2 separate regions of the Homo sapiens genome follow, and region 2 is linked to region 1. A link is an interaction called in ENCODE POLR2A ChIA-PET data of the cell type or tissue named here. Cell type or tissue: A673. All regions are shown on one strand. Each heading gives the region's core, and the rest is flanking DNA. Links, peaks and the distances in the headings are about the cores only. Region 1 has its middle 14 kb from the start of SLC1A4. Region 2 overlaps CEP68 (centrosomal protein 68).

Evidence for each region. Peaks named below come from ENCODE experiments on the same cell type or tissue, not always from the same donor. Only the 100,000 strongest peaks of a DNase experiment are listed, where the experiment ranks them.
Region 2: POLR2A ChIA-PET joins it to region 1 with 6 read pairs; 5 of 35 experiments call an interaction of 5 or more read pairs at or near these places.

Annotation. Positions count from the first base shown.
Region 1 is chr2:64,973,712-64,976,628 of GRCh38, forward strand. No RefSeq gene overlaps it. Among named protein-coding and RNA genes, the nearest start is that of SLC1A4, 14 kb to the right of the region's middle. In A673, for the core only: no CTCF peak of the experiment used is centred there; no DNase peak of the experiment used is centred there.
Region 2 is chr2:65,073,626-65,076,542 of GRCh38, forward strand. It overlaps CEP68 (centrosomal protein 68), which reads left to right. Exons shown (of 7, transcript NM_015147.3): 4 at 657-779. Among named protein-coding and RNA genes, the nearest start is that of CEP68, 19 kb to the left of the region's middle. In A673, for the core only: no CTCF peak of the experiment used is centred there; no DNase peak of the experiment used is centred there; H3K27ac peaks cover 810 bases.

The DNA of each region.
Region 1 (2,917 bases), core at 140-2,639:
AAATATATAAAAGACACAAAATAGATTTAAAAACTCATTTTAAAAGTTTTATAAGAACGTGTGAGATAAAAGATGTTTTGACTGAACTTTTTTCCTTAAGGAAATTCATCTAGGTGGCCCTTTTCCTGGCCTTCTTTAATACAAGTTTGCATTAGAGCATATGCATATCTGCTGTTGTTCTGTCAAGATTGTATTATTTTTAATGTATTCTGTGGTCAAGTTTAAGTAAGTTTGGGAAACATCATTCTCAACTGACAGAACTCTAGTCTAGACCTAAAAAGAAATTTAAAAACCATAGTCCAAGAATAGGTAGCAGTGTGTCCAAGGAAATCTGCTAATTTTTTTTTTTTTTTTAATTTTTGGGGGCCCTGTGCTTCCCTCCCCACCCCTCCCCTCCCCTCCATTCCCTTTACTTTTCCTTTCCTTCCCTTTCCTTCTGACACGGTCTCACTCTGTCACCCAGGCTATAGTGCAGTGGCTTGATCGTGGCTCACTGCAGCCTCAGACTCCTGGGCTCAAGCCATCTTCCCACCTCCTCAGCCTACTGAGTAGCTGGGATTATAGACGTGTGCCACCATGCCTGGCTAATTTTTTATTTCTGTAGAGATGAGGTCTCCCTAAGTTGCCCAGGCTGGTCTCAAACTCCTGGGGTCAAGCAATCCTCGCACCTCCGCCTCCTAAAGTGCTGGGATTACAGGTGTGAGCTACCACACCCAATCCACGTTAACATTTATAAGGAGAATCTGCTCTTTCTCACTTGTATTTAGCTTTATGTTGTACCTTTTTTTTTTTCATAAAAAATCAGATTTTGAAAGTAGGTCATGTCCGTGGGAGAAAAATTCAAATATTATAGAAGTATCAAAAGCCCTTCCCTGCTGGACTCTAAACGCTGTGAGGGCAAGCGTGTGCCTTTCATTCTCCTCAATCTCTCCAGCCCCTAACCCTGCACACAGTAGGGGCTCGAAGTGGCAGCTCCCCACCCCCACCCCGTCTACTTCCTGGAGACACCCTGGGTTAACAGGCTAAGGTGTAATGCAGACCTGTCTTATGCAAAGTTTTAAAAATAAACATTTTAATTTTAGAATCGTCTTAGACCTACATAAAAATTATGGCAATAATACAAAGAGCTTTCATATTCCCACACCCACTTTTCCCTATTATTAACATCTTATGTTAGCATGGTACATTTGTCACAATTAATGAACCAATACATTATTATTATTAACTAAAGTTCACACTTTATTCAGACTCCCTTAGTTTTTGCCTAATGTCCTTTTCTGTTCTAGGATCCCCTCCAGGAAGCCGTGCTACATCCGTCATCATGTCTCCTTAGGCTCCTCTTGGCTGTGACAGTTTCTCAGACATCCCTTGCTTTTGATGGCCCTGAGAGTTTTAAGGAGTGCCAGTCGTGTATTTTGTAGGGTGTCCCTCTATTGGGATTTGTCTGCTGTTTTTCTCATGAATAACAGGGTGATGGCTTTTGAGGAGAAAAACCGCAGAAGTAAAGTGCCATTCTCATCACATCATTATCATGGTACATATTATCAACATGGCATCACTGTTGATGCTGATCTTGCCTCCTATGCAGATTTAACCATTCCTCATTCCTGCTAAAATGAAGTCCTTTGCCTTTCATGTCAAGGTGGGGATCTTGTTACAGTTCCGATAGTCAGTCTCCCTAGTTAGCTTGGACACAGGCAGCCTAAACACGGGGATGACTCAAAAGAAAGACATGTGACCTTCACACTGGCCCTGGGCATGGGAGGAGGGTGTGGGGTGAAGAAGAGTCAGGATGACATGCCCACTTCTGCCACTTGCCAAACTCACAATGGATGCTTGCCAAGGGCCAAGATTGGCTGCCAAGCAGGGACGAATGCCCATTCCTTTTCCTGTTAACTAGTGATGACCTTTCATAGTGCCACTTAGATTTTTTAACTCCATCTCATCTACACGTGCCTTCTTGCAGATGGTGACTTACTCCCCAGCACTCAGCAACAGCAGCAAGAATCCAGGAAAGCTGTGCCAGAGTACAAGAGAAAGAAAAAAGAAAACAAGAATTTGATCTGAAAAATTCACCAGAAAATGCCTAACCTTCTCCCATGACACAGCAAGGTTTTGCTTGGATTCTTCCTTGCATTATTCAAACATATAGTGAACAAGAATTCAAATTCTTTTTCCTTAGATGGAAGTAGAACTTGGAGTGTGTTTTTTCTTTATTCTGACACATTAACTAGTCAAAGTAACTGAACTAAACCACACACAACAATAACAAATTTTGTTACATAATTATTGTTTCAGTTAACGTTCATGAAGCATTTTATAATGTATCGGGAACCGTGCTAATTATTTTGTGCACATCATTCATTTGATGCTCAGCAACACTATGATGTTGTTACCCCCATTTTATAGAGTATAAAGTGAGGCACAGAAAGATTAAGTAACTTTCCCAAGATCACAAGGCTCCTAAGTGACAAAAAAGAAATATACACACGTCAGACTTCCCACTTCATACTGCAGAGCCGTTCGAAAAACTGCCATGCCATACTGCTATACCATTCAAATAAACCTGTACATCAGACTGATGCACCATTCAACAAACCACTACTCCATTCTGCTGCACCATTCAACAAACTATGCCATACCACTAAGCCACTCAGAAAACCCCTATATCATACTGCTGTACCATTCATTCAGCAAACCTCTACACCATACTGCTACATCATTCAAGAAAACACTAAACCATACTGCTATGCCAGTCACACTACTCCATACTGCTGTCTCATTCAGCAAACCACTACTCTATACTGCTACACCATTCAAAAAACAACTGCACCACTGCTACACTGTTCAACAAACTTCTGTATCATACAGCAGTATCTACAATGCTCCCAGCAACTTGCAAGGTGCTGAGGATAGC
Region 2 (2,917 bases), core at 331-2,830, 100 kb after region 1:
AAATGTGGAGCCCTGCCTTCTTAGGATGTTGTGTGCATTAAATAATTCATGTTGAGGGCTTCGGTGCATTCCCAGACATGTTGAAGGTTCAGGAATGTGCCTGTCCAGGAACGTGTCCTAGCGCTTGCGGGGGGCTTTCACCTTCCCAGGAGGTGACGTGGTTATTTTGTCTTGTGAGGTAGGTAGGACACGTTATCATGGACCCCTCTTTACTGATAAAAGATTGAGATGCCATGAGGTAAAGTTGTTCTTCGCTATAGCTTCAGGTTAGTCATGATTTTAGTCATTTATTTTACGTTCACTTTTCCAGAGAAACATGGACGTATCTGGCTCCAAGATGCTGATTCTAGTTAGTAATGGTGCTGATCCAAGAATTGGTTTCCATGGCAGGCACGCCTCTTCTGGGCTGCTCCATTCCTACCTGCAAGGCTGGGTTTTCTCAGCCTGTCATTTTTGATGTCACACCAGGCTGTGGTTTTCATTGCTTTGGCAGAGGGAGGTACAGAGTCGTGGAGTCGGGACAGGTGAGCAAGGAGGAGAGAGGAAACTGAAGGTGCACAGTCTGTCTCCAAGTCCTCCTGATATTTTTAGCCTTTTGATAACATAAATAGCTGTTCGATCAGTAACACCATGTGTCCTTTTATTTGTCTCTGCAGACATTTTGCTGTCAGCTGGAAGAGCTGATCTGCTGGCTGTATAATGTTGCAGATGTTACTGACCACGGGACTGCAGCCAGGTCCAATCTTACAAGTCTCAAGTCTTCTCTGCAGCTTTACCGGGTAATATGCGGTCCTGGCTCTGGCTTGTTCCCTCACAAGAGTGTGGCTAAATTACTCGATTACAAAGTAAAATCTCAAATAACCAATGTCTGGTATGTTATAGCTCAGTTGACTATTATACCTGAAATCTAATTAGAGCTTCACATTCTTAAAGCGGAACGCTTTGTAAAATGCATGAATTATTTCCCAGGCCAAATGGAGCTTGAAGATACAATATATTTATCTCAAATCAAAAATACTTTAGGTTTTGGGCTGGCAGGTGCAGTGGGACAAGTCTTTTATCCCAGCTACTCTGGAAGCTGAGACAGGAAGATTGCTTGAGCCCAGGAGTTCGAGTACAGCCTGAGCAACATAGCAAGACCCCCCCCCCTCAAAAAAAAGTTTTTTCTTAATTAAAAACAAAAATACTTTAGGGTGATTTGCAATATAATTTTCCAAATGTCTCAGGGATTATAAATACAGACTTGCACTATTATGACGCCTCTAGTTATGTATGGCTATTGAAGTAAAATTAAAGACTCAGATTTTTTTATTTGCACTAGCCACATTCTGCATGTTCAACCATCACATTTGTCTAGTGGCTACCACGTAGAACAGTGCAGATGTAGAACACTTCCATCACCACATAAAGTCCTATTGGACTGCACCACTATTTAAAGATCTGAGCTGAAATTGTACTGACTCCAGAATCTACAATAGGGCATTTTGATGGTATTTAAATAGAAATCTAGGCCAGGCACCTTGGCTCACACTATTAATCCCAGCACTTTGGGATGCTGAGGCTGGAGGATCGCTTGAGCCCGGGAGTTCCAGACCAGCCTGGGCAATATAGTGAGACCTCGTCTCTACAGAAAAAAAAAAAAAAAACATAAAAAATTAGCTGAGTGTGGTGGCATGCACTAGCAGGAGGATCACTGGAACCCGGCAGGCAGAGGCTACAGTGAGCCAAAATCACACCACTGCACTCCAGCCTGGGCCACAGACCGAGACCGTCTCAAAAAACAAACAAAAACTCTGACGTCAGTTTGTGTGCGTGTGTATGTATTTGGGTTTGGTTTTAGTTTTCTTGTTTCTTTTTCATTAAGATTTTGTTATTTTGAAAATACTAATGTGGATTTTTGTTAACTTGGTCCTAGATTTAGGATGACTGCGTCCCAGTTTGTGCCTGTTGTTCTGGCATAATAATAGGTCCCCTTTCAGTCTCAGAAGTGTCCTGAATTGGAGGATAAATTATATAGTTGTCATCCCTAAGTCTAACGTTAACCTTGGCTGAACTCCTGCCTTCTAGCATATCTGGTTGGCTGCACCTTTCTAATCTCTTCATGAAGAAGCAGAGGGATATCCATGGTCTGAGCCTGAGGCTAGTCTGGAAGGAGTTTTCTAAAACAATTCTTTGAATTCCTACAACCTTATAACCTGACCATATCTTCAGCAGCAGAGGACACAATTTACATGTGCTTGGGCCAGGGCTGAGCTGACTGAGGGCCTTCCTGGGACCGTACTCCAGCTAGAGGAAGGGAGGGGCTTTGTTTTCCAACTTGGGGCCAACTAAAGTGTAGGGAGGAGCCTTGCTTGACCTGGGCAGGCTGGGCCAGCTGCTCCACCCTACTGGGAATGCTGTTTCCTGCAGTGTGGAGAGAGGTTGCTTTGAGTTCCTCACTTTGAGGAACTCCACAATGAGTTCCTCTCCACACTGCAGGAAACAGCATTCCCACTAGGGTGGAGTGAGCTTGAGGAAGGAGAGAAAGGCTGACTCCAAGGGTCCTGTATGCAGACTCCACGTGCATGCACGCAGCTGTGCAGGGCCCAGGACCAGTACCACTACAGAGAGAGGAAGCTGCCCTGGTAGACCTAGCTTAGTGGCCTTTCCTGGCTTGTCAGAGCAGGTGCAAACAGAATAATTCCATCCCTCCGTCTTATCCCTCCTGCCAGCCTTCTGTACCTCAGCTTCTAGGCTAGACGGAAACAACCAGCTTGCTTTGTAGGTAGAGCTGAGATTTGAGCTGGGAGTCACTCGTGCAGGTCAGTGAGGCATAGGCCTCTTGTGTCACCCATACAGCTGTCACAAAGTGGGACTGTACTGCTAGCCCCTTGCCCGCACAGAATTGTGCATGGCTCATGCGTATGTGTGTGCTATC